Regions from separate parts of the Homo sapiens genome. Here region 2 is linked to region 1. Evidence: chromatin loops called from intact Hi-C (ENCODE). Cell type or tissue: heart right ventricle. All regions are shown on one strand. Links, peaks and the distances in the headings refer to the core of each region. The heading gives the core; the rest is flanking DNA. Region 1 overlaps MAST2 (microtubule associated serine/threonine kinase 2). Region 2 overlaps MAST2 (microtubule associated serine/threonine kinase 2).

Region 1 (10,405 bases), core at 1,642-9,641:
GCAAAAATGGTCACCTCCTCTGCAACTTGCCTCTACTCTTGGCCACCTTACAGGTCTTCCTGTGTCTTTGGGGTAGTCCAACACAGGGCTTCAGAGGATACTGCCATTCTTCTGGGCTTCCTGCTGAACCCCTGCAGCAACCATGGGCTTCCAAGTCCCTGGTCTGTAGGTATCCTGCTCCTGCCTTCTGTGCTTCCCAGCCCCATCCAGTGAAGCAGTCTTGGCCAGCAGGATGGGAACTAGTAACCCAGTTTCAGGCCCTGTTTTCCAGGAAATGTCCCCAGTTTATAGAATTTGCCAGGCCCTGTGAATGGCAATGGACTTCTGGAAATGGGAGTAGCAGTAGGATTTGGCTTGTTTCCTGATCCAAAAGCTGGGACTACATTGGGTATAGTGCCATGGGACTGAATTCACATCCTAGGCTGATGCAAAAAGCATTAATGACTACCCTACATGCACCTGTTGTGTGATCTGAGGATACTGCTGAGATACCTGACATTGCCACGCACATTCTTCTCTTGTATCTTTGTTTCCAGAAATGGCCCAGTTGAGCAGCTGTGACAGTCCTGACACTCCAGAGACAGATGATTCTATTGAGGTAAAAACCCTGAGCTCCTACCCCATTCCTGGAGCCTGGGCCCTATGAAGCAAAGAGCTATGAATTCTCTTTAAGAGAATATCTGAGGAAGGGATGGGGGAGTTGGTGACAGCAAACACTGAGAAGTCATTCTACTCCCAGAAGAATGAGCAGGAGACTGCACTAGAGCTGACAGCTGAGAAGATGCTAGAGCCACAGCTTCTGCAAGGATATGGGCTCTGAGAAGCATGCCTGTCTCCTGCCTTTTCCCTTGTCTTCCAGGGCCATGGGGCATCTCTGCCATCTAAAAAGACACCCTCTGAAGAGGACTTCGAGACCATTAAGCTCATCAGCAATGGCGCCTATGGGTAAAGGCAGGGGTCAGGGTGTGGCCAGGACTGAAGCCGGGTCAGCCTTTGATCTCTTCCATGTGAGAGTGTATGCTGCCCAGTCCTCTGGGCAGATGCCTCGGGGTGGACCTTCTCACTCCCAGAAGCCTCCTGGGTGGGCAGGAGTTCAGATTCCTCTGACATCCGATCATTGTTCCTTTCCCAGACAAGATTCCCACGCCTCTTACTACCACGCATCCTCCATTCCCTGAGCTCTGGGGAAGCATTGAGCCGTGTCATCAGGACATGGTCTATCAAGAAGTTTAAGAGTTCTATGGACCAGGGGGTCCCAGACCCTTCTCACTGATATGCATGCCCTTGCCCCCTTGTTCTGTGCATTAATTAAGGTGTGAGAGAAGGCAGTTTGGGTGGCAGAGAGCACAGCTCAGGTGCTGAGGGTCCATGGGGGATGGGCCGGACTTTGTTTCCCAGGGCTGTATTTCTGGTGCGGCACAAGTCCACCCGGCAGCGCTTTGCCATGAAGAAGATCAACAAGCAGAACCTGATCCTACGGAACCAGATCCAGCAGGCCTTCGTGGAGCGTGACATACTGACTTTCGCTGAGAACCCCTTTGTGGTCAGCATGTTCTGCTCCTTTGATACCAAGCGCCACTTGTGCATGGTGATGGAGTACGTTGAAGGTACTGAGGCAAAGGTGGCCTGGCATGGAGGCCAAGGCACAGTCTGAGACTTAGCCTTAAACAGGGACCAGCAGCTTTGTACAGAGGTGAAGTTTCAGGGCCCAGCTTTCCAGTCCACCTTTGGCATTGGTTTCTGCCTCAGGATCACAGAGACCATTTGGCCACAGTGGGCACAAAGCTCCCTGCCTCTACCATGAGAGGCATTCTGGGATAGGATGTAGCAGGCCAGCAGCTATAGAATCTTGCACCCCAAAGCCTGCACGCTCTCTACTGCTGGTATCAGACAGCAACAGAGGAGGCAGCAGAGCTACAAAAGCCCAGGATTAGGTGCTAGGAGGTTTGCATCTGGACCCTCAGAAGAAAGGAAAGCCATTAATTACCCTGACTGGCTTGCAAAGGGGACACCCCTTAAAACCAAGCAAAATGCTCTGAGAATAGAACAGAAGAGCAACATGGGGCATAGTTCTGGAGGGAGGCAGCAGCTTTGCCAGTTTCCCTTCCCTCTCACCTTCTCACTGTGTGTACAGCCTCCAAAGATACTGTGCCTAGTCTTGAAGCTGAAGCTGAACAAAACTGTCCTTTAGTGTTTACTGGGTACATGCTGGGAGTTCATAGTGTTACTTTACTCAGAAACTAAAAGCCAGTAAGAAGGAAGTAACATGAACAGATGTTAACATCTCAGCCAGATGTGTTTACAGTATGCAGTATTCCTGTCCTAAAAAACATTAGGCTGGTACAAAAGTAATTGCATGTTTGCCATTACTTTTAATAAAGGCCTGGGTTCCTTCCCTCTCTGGCCTGAAAAATGTCCATGACAGCTATTAGCAGATTCACTTTACTTTCCACCCCCCTCCATACCCTGTGTATTTTCATGCTGCTAATAAAGGCATACCAGAGACTGGGCAATTTACAAAAGAAAGAGGTTTAGTGGACTTACAGTTCCATGTGGCTGGGGAGGCCTCACAATCATGGCAGAAGGTGAAAGGCATGTCTCACATGGCAGCAGACAAGAGAGAGCTTGTGCAGGGAAGCTCCCCTTTATAAAACCATCAGATGGGCCGGACGTGGTGGCTCATGCCTGTAATCCCAGCACTTTGGGAGGCTGAGCCAGGTGGATCACCTGAGGTCAGGAATTTGAGACCAGCCTGACCAACATGGCGAAACCCCGTCTCTACAAAAAATGCAAAAATTAGCTGGGTGTGGTGGTGCACGCCTGTGATCCCAGCTACTCGGGAGGCTGAGGCAGGAGAATCGCTTGAACCTGGGAGGCAGAGGTTGCGGTGAGCTGATATCACACCACTGCACTCTAGCCTGGGTGACAGAGCAAGACTTTGCCTCAAAAAAATAAATAAATAAAAATAACCATCAGATCTCATGAGACTTATTCACTATCACGAGAATAGCATGGGAAAGACCCACTTCCATGATTCAGTTATCTCCCTCCAGGTCCCTTCCCACAACACATGGGAATTATGGGAGCTGCAATTCAAGATGAGCTATGGGTGGGGACACAGCCAAACCATATCACCCTGTCTCCCACCCATGCCAGCAGCAAAGGGGCTAGAATCAGAGTCTCCAGCACCAGGATATTCCATGAAGCTGTCTCCTCTGGGACCTCAGAAACTGCCAGATGGGAGCTGGCTAGCTAGAGCAGGGAACTGAATCCTTTCCTCATGGTAGCCTGGGCTTGTTGCAGGGGGAGACTGTGCCACTCTGCTGAAGAATATTGGGGCCCTGCCTGTGGACATGGTGCGTCTATACTTTGCGGAAACTGTGCTGGCCCTGGAGTACTTACACAACTATGGCATCGTGCACCGTGACCTCAAGCCTGACAAGTATGTCCACAGTCTGTGTCCCTTGTCCAGGGTCTCCCTCTTGGGTCTCCAGATAAAATGTTGGCAAGCACAGTAGCTCTAAATCTATCCAGATGGCTACCGGGAAAACATGCTCCTGTGTGTGTCCATCTGGGCCTAGTTCTCTAGCCCCCCGACCACCCCAGATGCAGATCATTGCCTCAAGGTCTGGCTGGAACACTATAAGGCTTCGGTGACATGGAAGAGTCATTGAGGAGCCCCACTGAAGAAACCAAGCAAGAACAAAAGAATAAGCACATCTAGTAGATGGCTAAACAAGTGTCCTGACGTTTACTGACATCTACTCTGTGCCAGCACTATATTGTGGGTTTTTAAATGTAGTCCCTGGCATGTAGAACTTAAGTCTACAGTGGGAGACAGAAATATATGTATATAGGCTTCTTCTCAGAGGGTATTAGTCAAGTGGAAAAAGGAAGACCTGCTTTCTAAAGCAGGAGAGCAGAATGTGCAGAGTCACACAGGTGCAAGAGAACAGCACTTGTTCAGGAACTACAAATAGTGCAATATGGCGACAGCTTAGATGGTGAGAGAGTAGTAAGAGAAAAGGCTAGAGAGAGAGGCAGGAACTAGTTCATCAAGGGCCCTTTTGTTATATTTGGGTTTTATTCTAAAGGGGCCTAGAGAGTCTTGGAAGGGTCTGCTAACCAAAGATATGATAGAATGGCATGCCCAGATTATGGTTCAGGTTTAGAAAGCTCACTCTGCCGGTGAAAAGAGACACTGAGACCACTGCCAAAGAGATACCGAGACCAGGGAAAGACAGCAATGCCTGCAGCAGAACAGGGAGTCAGGATAGAAAGAAGAGGGGTAGTGTGGGGAAGTATAAAGGAAAGAGGATCAGGCTGGGGTGGGGGTAGGAAGGGAAGTGAGGGAACAGAAGAGGCTGGGATGTGTTCCAGATTTCCAGCTTGGGACTGGTGCAGGGTGATAAGCCTCTGTGGAAGAAAGTGGCTTTGACATAAGACAGACCTGAATTCAAATGGCCACTCTTCTGCTTATTAAGTCTGAGTTTGAGTCTACTAATTAAAGTTTCCCTGACCCTCACGTTCCTCCTTTCTAATATAGGGAATAATTACACCTACCTTTGATGTGTTACTCTAGAAAACATTTCAGGGGCCAGAATATTTTTAAAGCACTTAGCACAGAGCTCAACAGATAACCAAAATTATTGTTTTTCACTGAGGAGGGGAACCAGTTGGGAGGCATGACTTTGTTTTGGACAGGTTGAGTTTCTGGAGCCTGTAAGACACATGGGCAGTTGGGTAGGCCTGGAGCTCAAAAAGGAAGTCAGAGCCAGAGGTACTATTTGGGGAATCATTAGAATAAAAGGGTGGCAGGGTAAAGCCTTCAGCACAAAATGAGTGGCTCAGGCAGAGTATATAAAGGGATCTTAGTTCTAGTTTCTCCCAACTAACCCTCCTCCCAAGACCAGCCATGGACATGGAACAAAATTATGTGTGCCCCCTGCCCCTCTCCCTGAAACAGGAGTATTATGGGCCACTCAGATTGGGAGAGGGGACTAGGAATGGCTCCAGCAGCTGCCTTAGGATGAGGCTGATCTCAGCTCTGTAGAAGAAACTCTGTTCCTCAACTGAATGACTCCTGCCCCCAACATAGAATACAGTTAGGGCAATAAGCAGAAATGGAGTTGTGGGAATGGGCAAAAGGCAGGTTCGTTGCTTGTGCAGAATGCAGCACTCACACAGCCAGAGCGATTTACGTGTCCACACCTGCCTGTCCCCCCAGCTGAAGCTACCCAGCTTGTGTCTCACAGTACCCCCATGGAAGCCTGAGTGGGGAAACTGGGCATATACTAAAATCAGTACTCTCAGAAAACCAGGAATAACTTCTTAATTTTATTTCTTCGTTCTTCCAGCCTCCTAATTACATCCATGGGGCACATCAAGCTCACGGACTTTGGACTGTCCAAAATTGGCCTCATGAGTCTGACAACGAACTTGTATGAGGGTCATATTGAAAAGGATGCCCGGGAATTCCTGGACAAGCAGGTAAGGAAGGGTAGTTGATACACTGGGGGTTAAATTCTAGGCCCTTGTCCTGGCGCAGTGTCTTACGCCCGTAATCCCAACCCTTTGGGAGGCTGAGGCAGGAGGATCGCTTGAGGCCAGCCTGGGCAACATAGTGAGACCCCATCTCTACATTTGTGTACACATACATAGATTCCAGGCCCTAGAATAAGGCCTTGGGGCCATATGCCTACCTTGTAGCTAGATGTTAAGATTGGGAACCCCTATCTTTTCTACCTTTGGGTTCCAGAGAGGCACTGAGATAGGTAGCACATTTGGAAAACAGGATGAGCCTTGAGAATCATATGGATATAAAATCCAAAGTCATCTTCCTCCTCAGGGTTTGGGGAAAATAGGTCATATAACTGTTAGCACAGAGTTTCATATGAGATCAGTCCTGAATCTCCCAGCCTGAATCAAGGGCAAGGCTCTCCTGGAGCCTGAGGTTCTTGGAACACAGCTCTGAATTTCCATTGGGCTGTGGCCCAGTGTCCTGAGAGGCAGCCTCTGGATGTTCCCTGGTTTGACATTTCAGGTTGTGACTGTTCACCGGTCCCTGTAGTTGTTACATGACTGATAGGGTCTGTTTTGTTAGAGGCTGGAGTGCAGAGGCCCATTGTGGGATCACATGCCAGAGGTGGGTGTTGAGGGCTTAAGGGATGGTAGTTCCGGGCTAGAATGAGACATTTTTGTTAATTAGGAAATACCTACTGACAGTTCCGACTCTTGTTCCCTGGGGCTTCTGTTGATCTTGTTCATTAACTAAGGTGGGCTGAGTCTTCATTCAGAGATTCTTCTGCTCGAGATGGGAGCATCCCCCATCTCCGGCTGTCATGCCAGTCAGCAGCCTCAGGAGGCTGAGCCAGCCTGGCTTTTCTGTGCCCAGGTATGCGGGACCCCAGAATACATTGCGCCTGAGGTGATCCTGCGCCAGGGCTATGGGAAGCCAGTGGACTGGTGGGCCATGGGCATTATCCTGTATGAGTTCCTGGTGGGCTGCGTCCCTTTTTTTGGAGATACTCCGGAGGAGCTCTTTGGGCAGGTGATCAGTGGTAGGTACTATGCCCCTGGCCCAGTGGGGAAACAGAGTCTGAATCCACAAATATGATGTATGCAGGCAGCTCGTGAGGCCTGTGAGCTCTTGTTCTGAACTCATCATGTGTGTTTGTGATGTCTGCTGCTTTGGGGATGGGTGTCTCTGTGTTTCTGCATGTACATACATGTGCACACTGTGTCCCTTGGGGCTTCACATGTCTCTCATAGACACCTGGTCTCTCATATACACCTGGGTGTTCCTGTCTGTGTATGTGCACATCCCATAAGTGTGAGGGGTACGTCTGTGTATGTTTTGTGGAGTATAAAAGCAGGGTGAGCTAGAGCTTTGCAGTGCCTGCTGTGGATCAAAGATCAAGCTATGGTCTAGGAACCTATAGAATTTAAGGACTGGGGTCCCAGGCAAGGCTTTCAGGGGCTCCAGGCTGGGTCCTTTTTGCCTCCTTTCCTTTCACTGTTCTGGGACCCTCTTCTGCATCTCTCCACTCTACCCACAATTTCTCCTTTCCCTCTCACCCCTGATGACTTCAGATGAGATTGTGTGGCCTGAGGGTGATGAGGCACTGCCCCCAGACGCCCAGGACCTCACCTCCAAACTGCTCCACCAGAACCCTCTGGAGAGACTTGGCACAGGTAGGGCAGGCCCTGCTAACTTTTCTCACTACTTGGAAAAGGGGTAAGGGAGGCTGAGTCATGTACCCTGGAGGTTCAGGCTTCGGTTACGGGCAGCCCCTCTGGATCCTGAAACTCTGCCCTGCTCTGTAGGCAGAAAAGGGAAGATGCTTGAGCTGATCCCCTAGGTATAGCTTCTGAAGGTCTGGCTTCTTGCTAGATTTGCTGACCTAGACTCCATGCTGCTCATCCTACCCCCTTGCCCATGTCCTCCCTGTCCACAGGCAGTGCCTATGAGGTGAAGCAGCACCCATTCTTTACTGGTCTGGACTGGACAGGACTTCTCCGCCAGAAGGCTGAATTTATTCCTCAGTTGGAGTCAGAGGATGATACTAGCTATTTTGACAGTAAGGCCACCGATGGGTGGGGTGGAGGATGGGTCCTACCTGTTTGCCTAGAAACACCTGTGCACACTGAAATTGCATTGGGAGCAACTTCTCAGGGCTCTGCTGAAATCTAATGGGGTCACAAGGAGGCCACCAGCAGGGCTCTGAAGGAAAGTGTCCTTTATGTCTGGCCCAGCCCGCTCAGAGCGATACCACCACATGGACTCGGAGGATGAGGAAGAAGTGAGTGAGGATGGCTGCCTTGAGATCCGCCAGTTCTCTTCCTGCTCTCCAAGGTTCAACAAGGTGTGACTGAGGAGGCCCAGAATGGGCAGAACAGGCTGGAGGATCAGAAGAAGAGGGCCTGTCAAAGGGCACACCTGGGGCAGGCTCAGGGAGTTGGGGTTGGGGCCACCTCTAGAAAAAGAGGAGCTAAGGGTTGGGGCTACATATAGCTATATATAGGTGCTTCTAGAACCACTGCTGTCCCTGACATGAGATGCCAGGTCAGATCAGTGGAATAACTCCTTCCCCAAATATTCAGCAGGGGTGTGTGAAGGAGGGATGGAACCGACTGGTTCAAATTCCTAGGTTTCCGATGCCAAGGATGCTTTATGCCACTTGGGAGGTACGGCTGCCAGAGCCCATCCCCAGCGCATCCCCTGTGCCCACAGGTGTACAGCAGCATGGAGCGGCTCTCACTGCTCGAGGAGCGCCGGACACCACCCCCGACCAAGCGCAGCCTGAGTGAGGAGAAGGAGGACCATTCAGATGGCCTGGCAGGGCTCAAAGGCCGAGACCGGAGCTGGGTGATTGGCTCCCCTGAGATGTGAGCACCCAGAGTTCACCCAGGGTGGGCGACACAGCTATCCCTGCATTGTCACAGATCATGGGAGAGATTCCGATGCCAGGGAGGAGTGCAGGTGGCAGGGAGGGGGCATTCACAAGGGTGGCTCCTGGAGGAATGTCTGCGGAGGAAAGTTCTGTTACTATAACCCTTGTGTGCCCCTAAGGAGACCTGGCAGGAGGAGGGGGACCACCTGGGTCACTCACCCCAGGCCTTGTGTCTCATAGATTACGGAAGCGGCTGTCGGTGTCTGAGTCATCCCACACAGAGAGTGACTCAAGCCCTCCAATGACAGTGCGACGCCGCTGCTCAGGCCTCCTGGATGCGCCTCGGTTCCCGGAGGGCCCTGAGGAGGCCAGCAGCACCCTCAGGAGGCAACCACAGGAGGGTATATGGGTCCTGACACCCCCATCTGGAGAGGGGGTATCTGGGCCTGTCACTGAACACTCAGGGGAGCAGCGGCCAAAGCTGGATGAGGAAGCTGTTGGCCGGAGCAGTGGTTCCAGTCCAGGTATGGCCCAGTGGGCGGCCAAACGACCTAAGCTGGAGGATACTGCAGGGCAGGGAGGCTCAGCGGCATCGCGGGTCTCACTGCTTACTTGGGCCTACAGCTATGGAGACCCGAGGCCGTGGGACCTCACAGCTGGCTGAGGGAGCCACAGCCAAGGCCATCAGTGACCTGGCTGTGCGTAGGGCCCGCCACCGGCTGCTCTCTGGGGACTCAACAGAGAAGCGCACTGCTCGCCCTGTCAACAAAGTGATCAAGTCCGCCTCAGCCACAGCCCTCTCACTCCTCATTCCTTCGGGTGAGGCCCCTGGGGAGCTGGGATAAAACTCACAGGAAGGGCCTTGTAATCTCTAGGCCTTGGGAGGGTTCTGCACGTGGCAGGTGTGTGTGTGTGTGTTAAGCACAGATCTGACTGTGGTCTCTGAAGGTGTGTATTGGTGTCTGGGGTTGTGTATACATGTGCCAGAAAGCAGGACAGCACCATGTCACAAGTGCAGGCTTTGGGGTAGAGAGCTCACACTCAAATCCTGGCTCCATCACTAACAGGCTCTTGACCTTGAGCAAGTTGCTTAACTTCTCTAAGCCTCAAGTTTCTTATCCAAAAATGTGGATATAATAGAGGCCAGCTGATAGGTTGTGACATTTAAATATATATGACAAGCTTATATAGTCCCTGATACACACATAAATGCTAGCTGCCATTTCTCATCACCACCACCGTCTCTTGGGGTCTGGACACGGGAGAGGGCTTCACAGGTCAGGGGCTGTGGGGAAAATGGACCTAGGCTCAGGCTCTGTCTGTGACTAGAGTTGTGCTGACATCAACAGACTGGACCAGGGGCCAGGCCAAAGCCCTCTGACCCACTAAGTCCTGGCTTCTCCTTCTCCAGAACACCACACCTGCTCCCCGTTGGCCAGCCCCATGTCCCCACATTCTCAGTCGTCCAACCCATCATCCCGGGACTCTTCTCCAAGCAGGGACTTCTTGCCAGCCCTTGGCAGCATGAGGCCTCCCATCATCATCCACCGAGCTGGCAAGAAGTATGGCTTCACCCTGCGGGCCATTCGCGTCTACATGGGTGACTCCGATGTCTACACCGTGCACCATATGGTGTGGGTATGTCTGACCATCCAGACCTGCTGTCTCCCTGCTTCATCATCCTTCCAGCTTCCCCTTTGTGGAGCCCATCTGTCCCTGCTCGGGGGTCAAAGGGTGGTGGTGAAGGGGCTCACAGCTTAATGTCCAGAACCAGGCCCCATACTTCGTGTTCAGGCTCCAGTCTGAGTACTGTTCTCTTCCTGGCACAGCACGTGGAGGATGGAGGTCCGGCCAGTGAGGCAGGGCTTCGTCAAGGTGACCTCATCACCCATGTCAATGGGGAACCTGTGCATGGCCTGGTGCACACGGAGGTGGTAGAGCTGATCCTGAAGGTTAGTGCTGGGCGTGCTGCCTGCATGGTCCCTGAATGACCTCAGCCTGTGAGTCTGTGA
Region 2 (10,405 bases), core at 1,458-9,457, 110 kb before region 1:
GTTTCTACTAATGGTAGCAAATTAGAAATCTATTTATTACCTGTTTTCAATCTAATGATCTTATTTATTTAATAATCTTCGATAGGACTTAACATATCAAAATGGCTAGATTGTTTTTATGGGAAAAAATAACCTGGGAATCTAAAATTTAAGTAGAAGCAAAATACATAGTTAACTGACATTATATGATACATTCATTAGAGAAATGTTAGCTAAACAAATTGGTATTATTGTTGATATAATCAATAATTTATAAACTATTCAGAATGTTTTACTCTTAGGGACATATACATTTCTTTAGGAAGTTTTAGTCATTGAATATTAAATATTAACTGTTGCCTGCTAATTGATGTAGTAAATTTGCAGTGTTTGGTTTGCCCAGAAACCAATTCTAAATACTTCAGGCTGGGCACGGTGGCTTACATCTGTAATCCCAGCACTTTTAGGAGGCCGAGGCGGGTGGATCACTCGAGGTCAGGAGTTCGAGACCAGACTGACCAACATGATGAAACCCTGTTTGTACTAAAAATACAAAATTAGCTGGGTGTGGTGGTGCATGCCTGTAATCCCAGCTACTTGGGAGGCTGAGGCAGGAGAATCGCTTGAACCCAGGAGGCAGAGGTTGCAGTGAGCCAAGATCGTGCCATTGCACTCTAGCCTGGGCAACAAGAGCAAAACTCTGTCTCAAAAAATAAAAATAAAAATAAATAACAAATATGTTGAATAGCCAAATCTTAAATGTTGTATTTTAATTTTATGGATTAAGTTTTTGTCTCTGTTGTCATCCTGTACCAACATTGGTACTGAAGTATGATATTGGAGAATGATTTTTGACCACTTACTTTTCTTGAGCTTTTTGCCTAAACCAAGCCACTTTGAATATGTTTCTTTTTGGTTGAAAAGTTATCACTGACCTTGTTTTTTTCCTATTGTGGTACCTTGTCAGAATCTCTACCCTTTGCCGAGGAGCTGAAGTAAACCAGCACATGTTTTCACCCACATCTGCTCCAGCCCTCTTCCTCACTAAAGTCCCATTTAGTGCTGATTGTGCTTTGGCTACTTCTCCTCTTGCCATTTTCCTGAACCCACGAGCCCACAGCAGTCCTGGCACTCCTTGTTCCAGCCGCCCACTGCCGTGGAGGTAAGGAAACTTGCTGTGAATCTGGGCCTTGACAATTGCTTCTGGCCAAATGGTAAAACGCATACCTTACTCCTTAATAATGGGGAGAAATGGAGTAAGAGTCTTGGTTCTGTCACAGAGAAGAGTAAAATAAATATCACAGATTTCTGTTGTATTCAAAATGTCAGGAGAAAGGAGGGTAGGTTATCAGTACTTGGATTTTTGAGGCTATTATAAGTTGTGTGCCCATCCTGACCATTGGACAGCCTTGTGAACTATGACCTGTGACCACCCCATAGCATGGCAGAGTGCTAGAACTCTTAGGAGGTAAAAAAGTTCAAACCTCACATTTTACACGATGGGAAAATTTGAGTCCAAAACAAGTTAAATGGTTTGTTCAGGTTGAGGAAAATAGCCCTTCTCCCATTTCTTTCTGTCTTCCTTTTCTTATATTCAACATTATTTGATTACGTACTATCTGCTAGGACACTGTTTTGGGCATGGGAAACAAAGCAGTGAACATAAAGCAATAAAATCCCTGTCCTCAGGGAGCTTAGATTCTAGTGGAGAAAGAGAGACAAGTTAATGAGTAAATATGTAACATAACGGATAGACAGTGCTTCTGAGAAAAATAAAGTAGGATAAGAGAATGTAGAGGCCAGGGCTTGACATTTTATATAAGGTGGTCAGGTAGGTCCTCAGTGGTAAGTTGACATAAAAGACCTGAAGGAAGTCATAGAGCCTGAATGGAGATATCTGGAAGAAGAGTGTTCCAGGTGGAGGCAACATGAAGTGCCAGGGGCCTGATCTAGGAGCTTGCTCCATGTATTCTTTGTGCAACAGAGTCCAGTGATACTGGTACAGAATAAGTTAGGTGGTGAGTATTGGGAAATGAGGCCTGAAGTGTAGTGGGCAGCCAGATTAAACAATTTTGAGGCTTTTTGAGATAGAGTTTCGCTCTTGTCACCCAGGCTGGAGTGCAATGGCACAATCTCTCCTCACTGCAACTCTGCCTCCCAGGTTTAAGTGATTCTTCTGCCTCAGCCTCCCGAGTAGCTGGGATTACAGGCGGCTGCCCCCACACCCAGCTAATGTTTGTATTTTTGGTAGAGACAGGGTTTCACCATATTGACCAGGCTGATCTCAGACTCCTGACCTCAGGTTATCCACCCGCCTCGGCCTCCCAAAGCACTGGGATTACAGGCATGAGCCACCACTACTGGCCAGGACTTTTGTTTTTATGCTGGGTGAGATAAGTAGCCACTGGAAGGTTTAAATAAGAATGACATGATCTGACGTAGATCAAAAGATCACGCTGGGCTGGGCGCAGTGGCTTACACCTGTAATCCCAGCAGTTTGGGAGGCCGAGGTGAGCGGATTGCTTGAGTTCAAGACCACTCACAAGTTCGAGACCAGCCTGGGCAACATGGTGAAACCCCATCTCTACAAAAAATACAAAAATTAGCTGGGCATGGTGGCGCGTACCTGTAATCCCTGCTACTCTGGCGGCTGAGGTGGGAGGATGGCTTGAGCCTGGGAGGTGGAGGTTGCAGTGAGCTGAGATCATACCACTGCACTCCAGCCTTGGAGCCAGACCTTGTCAAAAAAACAAAAACTAACAAAAAAACACACTCTGGTTATAGTTAGAAGGCCACTAGGTAAGAGACAATGGTTATTTGAACCCATGATGATTCAGATAAGAAGTGGTCAGATTTGGGGATTATTTTAAAGGTAGAATTGATAGAGGAGGAAGAGATATCCAAGGATTGAGCTCTGGGGCAAGTTTTAGAGGTTGGGGCGATAGTGAGGAATTAGACTAAAATGAATTAGCTATTCATTCAGGAACAAGGACTAGGAGAAGTATCTTAGAAGCCAGTTGAAAAAAAAATGTTAAAAAAGGAAAGCGTGATTGATCAGTAGGTATTTGTTAAGCTTTTTGTTAGAGAATAGTAACCTGAAAAACTAAAAGTTTAAGTGAAACACAATGTATCACACAGATTTAAGTGACATTATTTGATACAGGAGCTTAAATTCCACAGACAGTTTGGGACAGTGATAGACTGACATAGGACAATGTTAGAGGCTAACTTCTCTCTGAAGGCACCTCTTCTAGACGTACTAGCGCTTGGCGTATGAGGCTGAGAAAGATTGTAAGTTGGGTAGCCCCCAAGATGTACCCAGTCCTGGCACATGGTTTTGAGTATCTCTTGATGACTATGGTCTCAGAACACACAACCTGGAGCAACATCTTACAGCTTTGGAGCTTGTTAAATTTCATGTTTTTTTTTTTTTTTTTCATAGACTTACTAACATGTGTGGTCACTGTATTAGTGCTTCATTCCATTCTTCTTTTGTATCCATGCCATGCAAAGTGCCAGTTCATTGATATGACAAGATTATTTTAGCTTGTTGTTTGCTAGATATTTTTATATTCCTTTAAACATTCTTGAGAATCTGGGATGCAGTTATTTAGAAATTGTTTGATCCTTTGAAGGAATACTTTCAGGCTTTGTTTGGTGAGACCAGGGCAGCACTTGAGGCTAATTTTTTCTTACTACTGAGGCAATACTTTGAGTACTCTATTTGATGCCCATGTATTGTGAGTTTTTTCCACTCAGGCTGATGGGAGCATGAACGATTCTGGGTCCTTAGTGAGCCCTGAAGAGGGTACCTGCTCATGTTCTTGGATAGTTTCCTTATCCACATATGCTGATAGATATTCAGCTAAAAACTCAGAGGAAGCCCCTGCAGATCTCCAGAGTTCCCCTCTGTATATCTGTCTTCTCTGGTACCCTGCTTTGAAAATTCTAGCCACCTTAGCCTCCCCAAGTTCTCAACTCTGTCTTCTCAACTCAGGGAGACTGCTGGACTCTGTTTGAGTACCCCCTTTTGCTGCTTCCTAGGCATGCAGTCTTAGGGCTTATTTTGCATGTTTCCCATCGGTCCAGTGTCTGCAAACTATTGTTTCATATATTTCATCTAATTTTTTTGTTTTTAAGGTGCAAGGGTAAATCTGATCTCTGATTCCCCATAATGATGAGAAGCAGAAGTCTAGTCTTGCTAATATTTTGAGCTCATGCTTCTGTCATTAGTTGTTCTTATTGCTTTATGAGATTATTGGTTGACTGATTCACGTTGCATAAGCCCAATAGAAGCAGATTATTTTAAAATTATTTTATCTTCCTTAGTCAAGAAAAGTTGGAAAATGTAATGTCAAAAGAATAAGAATAGGTAACATTTGCTGAGCATTTACTATGTCTTAACATTTTTAAAATGACTTACATTTGTTAAATTTAATTCTCAAAATACTCTGATGAGGTGGGTGACACATGTTCATTTTTTTTTCGATGAGGTGGATAATCTGAGTAAATCTGTTTTATAGATGAAGACACTGTAGTACAGAGAAGTTAAGGAAGTTATTAATAAGTAGTAGAAACTACCATTCAACCCCACAGTATCTTACTCCAATGTCTGTGGTGTTTTTTGTTTGTTTGTTTGTTTGAGACGGAGTCTCACTCTGTCACCCAGGCTGGAGTGCAGTGGCGCAATCTCGGCTCACTGCAAGCTCCATCTCCCGGGTTCAAGCAGTTCTCCTGCCTCAGCCTCCTGAGTAGCTAGGATTACAGGCGACCGCCACCACGCCCAGCTAATTTTTGTATTTTTAGTAGAGACGGGGTTTCACCACGTTGGTCAGGCTGGTCTCAAACCCCTGACCTCGTGATTCACCCACCTCGGACTCCCAAAGTGCTGGGATTACAGGTGTGAGCCACCGTGCCCAGCCTATGTCTGTGGTCTTAACCCCTCAGCTGTTGTTACGGGATCCTGGGAGGTGTTGCTTTTCTAGCTAGAAACCTCTGTGGCTGGTGACGCTTTTGCCTGAGCTTTGTTTGCTCAGGCCTGCTGGGCCCAGTTGGCCCAGCAGGCTGCACTTGCCTCAAGCTACCAGCCTGGATCCCATGCCTCCAAAGAGACTGGAGCGGAATAGTGAAGGGTGTGTGGCAAGTGAGCATAGGGTCCGGCCACTGCACGCAGTCAGGCATGCCAACTGCTGCAGCAGGGCAGCTAGCTCCAAGGGCTGGCATGGGTGCTAGCTCACTGTGAGGCTGCATCGGGACCAGGCGCCACGCAAGCAACTTCCACAGCTGGCACAAGGGAACGCGGTGGTGCCCAGAAACTTGGAGACTTTAGGAGCCACCAGGCCCCAAAGCAGGAGTCACAGCTCAGGCTCGGGGAGCTCTCAGGTCTGGTCTCTCCAAAGGGCTGCAGCTCTTCTCTCCTTCTCTCTTCTCTCCTTCTTGTCGCCCACAATGTGTTGAGCAAGGGGCATGTTTCAGCTCTGTTTGTATTACAGCTCTTTTGGCCCTGCCATTCGGTGGGTCCCGAGTTCTTGTCCTGCATCCAAAAGGAATGAGGTACACAGACAAATATAGGGTGAGCAAGACAAAGGGGAACTTTATTGAGTGATATAATAGCTTAGAGGGGACCCGCAGTGGGTAGCTCCTATCTGTAGGCAGGTCCTCCCGTTGAGTGTTCAGCTCTCAGCAGAGAGGAGGTCCTGGAGTGGGTGGCTCCTTTCTGCAGGCAGGTGGTCCCATTATCTCCCTATGGTCCCTCCCTCCTCTCCCCAAGCCTGGCTGAGTCCAGGGGCTTTTATGGGCCTCAGAGGGGAGGAAGTGCATGCTGGTTGGTCCATGGGCGGCCATGGGTGGGCCCAGGGAAAAGCACCACAAGTTGCCCTTGCGGTTTCTGGGACTGGCGACCCATCCCCCAGGCTTCAGGCTTTCCCTGGCTTGGAGGTGGGTCTTCACTGTGGACCAGCTTCTCTCCACCCAGGAGCCTGTCTGCCTCCTGCTGCTGTTCATGGTGACCAGGCTGTTCATGCTAAGGGGTGCCTGCAGGCCAGCACTGGGCTGTCCTCAGTGCACCCCTCAGCCTCCTTCCCATGCTTGTCAGTGCCCAAAGCCTGGAGGGGGCCAAAGTGGCAAGGGGGTTGGCATGTCAGCACTACCCCGAGCATGTGCACACTCAGCTGGGCTGTGACAGCTCCCGGGCTGGGTCCCAACTTTGCTCCGAGGTTGGAGTAGGCACTGACAGAGGGGAGAAGCCAGGTAGCGGGAGCGGACGATTCTGAGCCTGCGAGGGGCAGGGGCCTTCCTAGGCCCGAGAGTTCAGAGATGCCTGGGTCTGAAGCTGCAGCAGGGCGGTGGTGGCTGCACCTGGGGGGCTCCCACCCCACCAACTCGGAAGGGGTGGGGCTCCCACTTTTCCCTGGCTCCCACCGACTCTGTAGAGCATGCAGCCCCAGCTCCATCTCCTAGCAGTCTTGGGCAAGGGCTCCAGGTCTGATGCATTGTCCTGGGCCAGGTGCTGGGCTGCTCCAACGCATCGAGTCTGGTGCTCCTGGTGGTGACCGTGCCAGTTGTTTACATGGTGATCTGCTCCATGGGGCTGGTGAACAATGTGGGCATGCTGTACTTGCTGCTGTGGGGTGCCGCTTTCACTTCCTACCCTGGGCCCCTGAAGCATGGCCCCAGCTCTGTGTCTCGGGCCAGACCTCTGTGCCCCATGTGCAAGCACGGGACCACCCTGGGCCCAGCTCTGCCCTAGTGCCCCTCTCTGCCTGTTCCTCTGTGCACTTCTCTCCCACTGGCGGACGGCTCAGCTCAGCCTGGCCCAATTGTGGCAGTTCCCAGGGGTGGGTTCCCAGGGCAGTGGGCCTGTAGGGGGGCTTCCAAAGGAGGGTTCCAGGGACTGTCCACCTTGGCGTCTGCACCGGAAGACCCGTGTCCTGCATCTGTACCCCACTGCAGCCGGCGTCATGGCAGTGACTGCTTCATGGCAGTGACGGGCTGCCACTGCCATCACTGTAATGTTTCTGATGAACCATATGCAATCGAGAATTTATTTAATAAATTTACAAACTCTGAGCACTTACTAGCTCCCAGGCACTGTTCTTAGCACTTTAAAATGTAAAGGTCATTTGCTTCTCACACCAGTTCTGTGAGAGAGATTATCATTGTACTTATTTCACACAGGAAGCGAGGGTGCAGAGAGATTAAATAAATTGCTCAGGATAACACAGCTGTATAAGTGGCAGAACTGGGATAGAAACCTGGGTAGTCTGGCTTCAGAGATCACATTCTTAACAACCACACTGTTCCATGTCTCCATCTGAGATATTTTCATTATGTAATATCATACGTTCTGAACCAAAGTAGTTTTTGCAGCCTTGGGTCTTTTCCCAAGGTGATGTATTAATAACATTGTTTAATAAATCCTCCAATCCTGGGGGTGGGAATTGGTATTCCCACAGTCTGTTGTCACTTCTAGGTCATTACCTTTATTACCTTCTTGTAAAAACCTCTGTTCTTTTTTTTGAGACAAGTTCTCACTCTGTCACCTAGGCTGGAGTGCAGTAGCATGATCTCGGCTTACTGCAACCTCTGCTTCCCAGTTTCAAGCAATTCTCCTGCCTCAGCCTCCCCAGTAGCTGGGATTACAGACACCCGCCACCACACCTGGCTAATTTTTGTATTTTTAGTAGAGACTGGGTTTCATCATGTTGGCAAGGCTGGTCTCAAACTCCTGACAAGTGACCTGCCCACTTCAGCCTCCCAAAGTGCTGGGATTACAGGCATGAGCCACCACACTCGGCAAAAAAATCCCTCTGTTTTTTTAGGCCTGTATCATTCCATTTTACCCCTGCTCATTACTGTCATCTATTAATTTAGTTTTGTTCTCTGTACTCAAATTCACAGTCCAGAACAGAATCTGTGCTTAGTGAAAACGGTGATGAACCTCCATTCTGCAACATCTTTATGATGAACCTCTCTTACTCAATTTATTAAGCAAATTAGCAAGTAAAGTAGAAAGATGAGAAAAATGGTTCCAGTAAACAATGTGCATAAGTGAAGAACTGAAAATTGAGTGCTACTGGCAGTGAATTTGACTCTGAGTTCCAGAAGAGAGGGAACTAGGAGGGGGGACTTCCAGGGGCGGGTTCCAGGGACTGCCCACCTTGGCATCTGCACCTGAGGACCCGTAGCCTGCTCCTGTACCCCACTGCAGCCAGAGTCATGTCAGTGGCCATATTAGGATGTCTTTTTTATCTCTCTTTTTTTAATTTGATGAGTATAACTATTATAGGCTGAATTATGTTCTACTAAAATTTGTATAGGTTGAAGTCCTAACCCCTAGTAACTCAGAACGTCACTGTATTTGGAGACAGGATCTTTAAAGGGGCAATTAAGGTTAAATGAAGTCTTTGAGATAGATCCTAATCCAGTATGACTTGTGTCCTTACGAGAAGAGGGGATTAGGACACAGACAAGCACAGAGGGAAGGCCATGCAAAGACAAAGGGAGGTAGCCATTTAGAATCCAAGGAATGAGGTCATAGAAGAAACCAACCCTGCTAATGCCCTTATCTTGGACTTCTAGCCTGAACTATGAGGAAATAAATTTCTGTTGGTTAAGTCACCCAGTTTGTGATACTTGGTTATGTATGGCAACCCTAGTAAACCAACACAGCTATTGAGGCATTTGGCTGCATTGCCCCAGAGTTGGAAAACAGTGTCCCCTTGCATCATAGTGTAGTGAGGACTAGCCCTGCTTAAGGTCTTAAGCCTCTTTATTGACTGTATCTTAGGGATGGTCTTAGGACCTTACAAATTGTTGCCCGTAATAATTTGAAGGACAATGAAGATACAGTCTTGAAATGATACCCACTCTAGCTCTGTAATACATTGCGTTTTATGCCTTGATTGGAAGGAATGAGTCTGTTATAAACAAACGTTGATGCTAGCTCTTAAGTGTCTCAGATGGGTATGATGAACCTTAAGAGGCATAATAAATTTCATTGTGATTTGGGTTAAATTAAATAACCACTAACCTTTACTCCATTTGCATGTCTTCTAAGAAAATGATTCCAGAGTATTGATTGGCACTCAGATGGGGGTGTTGCATTTTTAGAGTAAGAGTGCTAGATTGACTTTGTGTTGTAAGTGGTGTCCTTGAAGAGAGGAGGCAGTTGTGTCTCTGGCTATTCACTGGCCCAGCTGTAGGCCTGCTGGAGAGAGAAGTTTGATGTTAACAGCTTAATGGAACACAGAATGACTTAGGTTTTGAATCAGTTTTGAATTGCCATAGACTTTGTCAGCCCTGAAGTAGGAGGGCTTGCAGCAGGAAATCCTTACTAGAGTGATTTTTATATTGGAAGCATTCTAGCTTTATCTTGCTTCCTACTGCATAGGAATTTCTTCCATACAATGTCTAGCAAAAAGCTATTCAGCCTTTGCTTGAACATCTTCAGCAACAAGCAGTTCACTCTCAAAGCTTTCATCCAGTGGTACCAATTTAGTTCTCTGGCACCTCCTATGTCACACGTATGAGAGACTTTTGGTAGACTTGCGTGGCAAATGGACAGGTGTTCCTTTGGGCCTCCTCCAGAACTAGGCAACCTTTGAAACCCCTTTTTGGTAGTGTCAAAATTATTTCCTGCCAAAGAGAAAGCACTATTTTCATTTTACCAACACCTGCTTTTCTTGTCTTGTCTTTTTTTAAACAACTGCTTTTCAGAGTAATTTCAAAAGAGGAACATCTCCCAGAACTTGTTCTTATCCTGGCCCTGCTGCATAGTGGTGGTAGGCAGATTACTTCACTTCTTTCTACCTCAGTTCTCTTCATTATTAAAATGGGACTCACAATAGTATTTCAAGGATTATAGTAAGAATTAAGTGAGTCAGTACATCTACAATTGTTTAGATATTACCTGGGCTGCTAGACTGGTTATTTTGCTGCTTCCATTGTTGGGAGACTCAGATGTTGCTAATTCTTAGCACTTCATTTTGCTTCCATTACTTTTTTCTTTGCTTCTATTACTTTTCTCATATTCTTATTTTCCCTTGGATATATTGCCTACCATATGTCCATACTGCAGAAGCTCCATTACTGGCTTAGGTGAGGCAGTGGCAGCTGGGTGCCCTCCTGCCCTCTCATGCATTCTCACTAATTGTTTCTGCTGAAAACTGGCCTGTTGGGGCTCAGCAGGACATGGACTGAAATGAAAAACACTTTGAATTACATTCTTTCTAAAAGACCATTTTTTGGCAATGAGGAAAGTCCATCAAAACGGTTTCAAGGTATTTCATTTCTCCTCTTACAGCAGGGAAAGCGCATCTTGAGAGTATCTTCAGAAGAAGTGATTCTCTTGTTAGAGTAGGGAAGGTTTTTTGATTTTTTTTTTTTGTTTTTTCATTGAAAAGGTAAAATAATGAAGACTAGTGCT

The links. Hi-C counts contacts between places; a loop is a spot of excess contacts. Peaks named below come from ENCODE experiments on the same cell type or tissue, not always from the same donor. Only the 100,000 strongest peaks of a DNase experiment are listed, where the experiment ranks them.
Region 2: it touches region 1 in a loop (2.8-fold over the local background); 12 of 110 quality-filtered maps call a loop at or near these places.

Annotation. Positions count from the first base shown.
Region 1 is chr1:46,022,374-46,032,778 of GRCh38, forward strand. MAST2 (microtubule associated serine/threonine kinase 2) reads left to right here. Exons shown (of 29, transcript NM_015112.3): 13 at 537-598; 14 at 860-945; 15 at 1,399-1,607; 16 at 3,304-3,442; 17 at 5,358-5,490; 18 at 6,395-6,560; 19 at 7,093-7,194; 20 at 7,458-7,580; 21 at 7,756-7,865; 22 at 8,234-8,388; 23 at 8,634-8,917; 24 at 9,018-9,212; 25 at 9,805-10,031; 26 at 10,223-10,345. Among named protein-coding and RNA genes, the nearest start is that of PIK3R3, 110 kb to the right of the region's middle. In heart right ventricle, for the core only: no CTCF peak of the experiment used is centred there; DNase peaks (open chromatin) are centred at 3,548, 4,338 and 6,048; H3K27ac peaks cover 5,027 bases.
Region 2 is chr1:45,916,393-45,926,797 of GRCh38, forward strand. The region is part of intron 4 of MAST2 (microtubule associated serine/threonine kinase 2); the gene reads left to right. Among named protein-coding and RNA genes, the nearest start is that of MAST2, 120 kb to the left of the region's middle. RefSeq lists a silencer at 8,925-9,219. In heart right ventricle, for the core only: no CTCF peak of the experiment used is centred there; a DNase peak (open chromatin) is centred at 6,129; H3K27ac peaks cover 3,242 bases.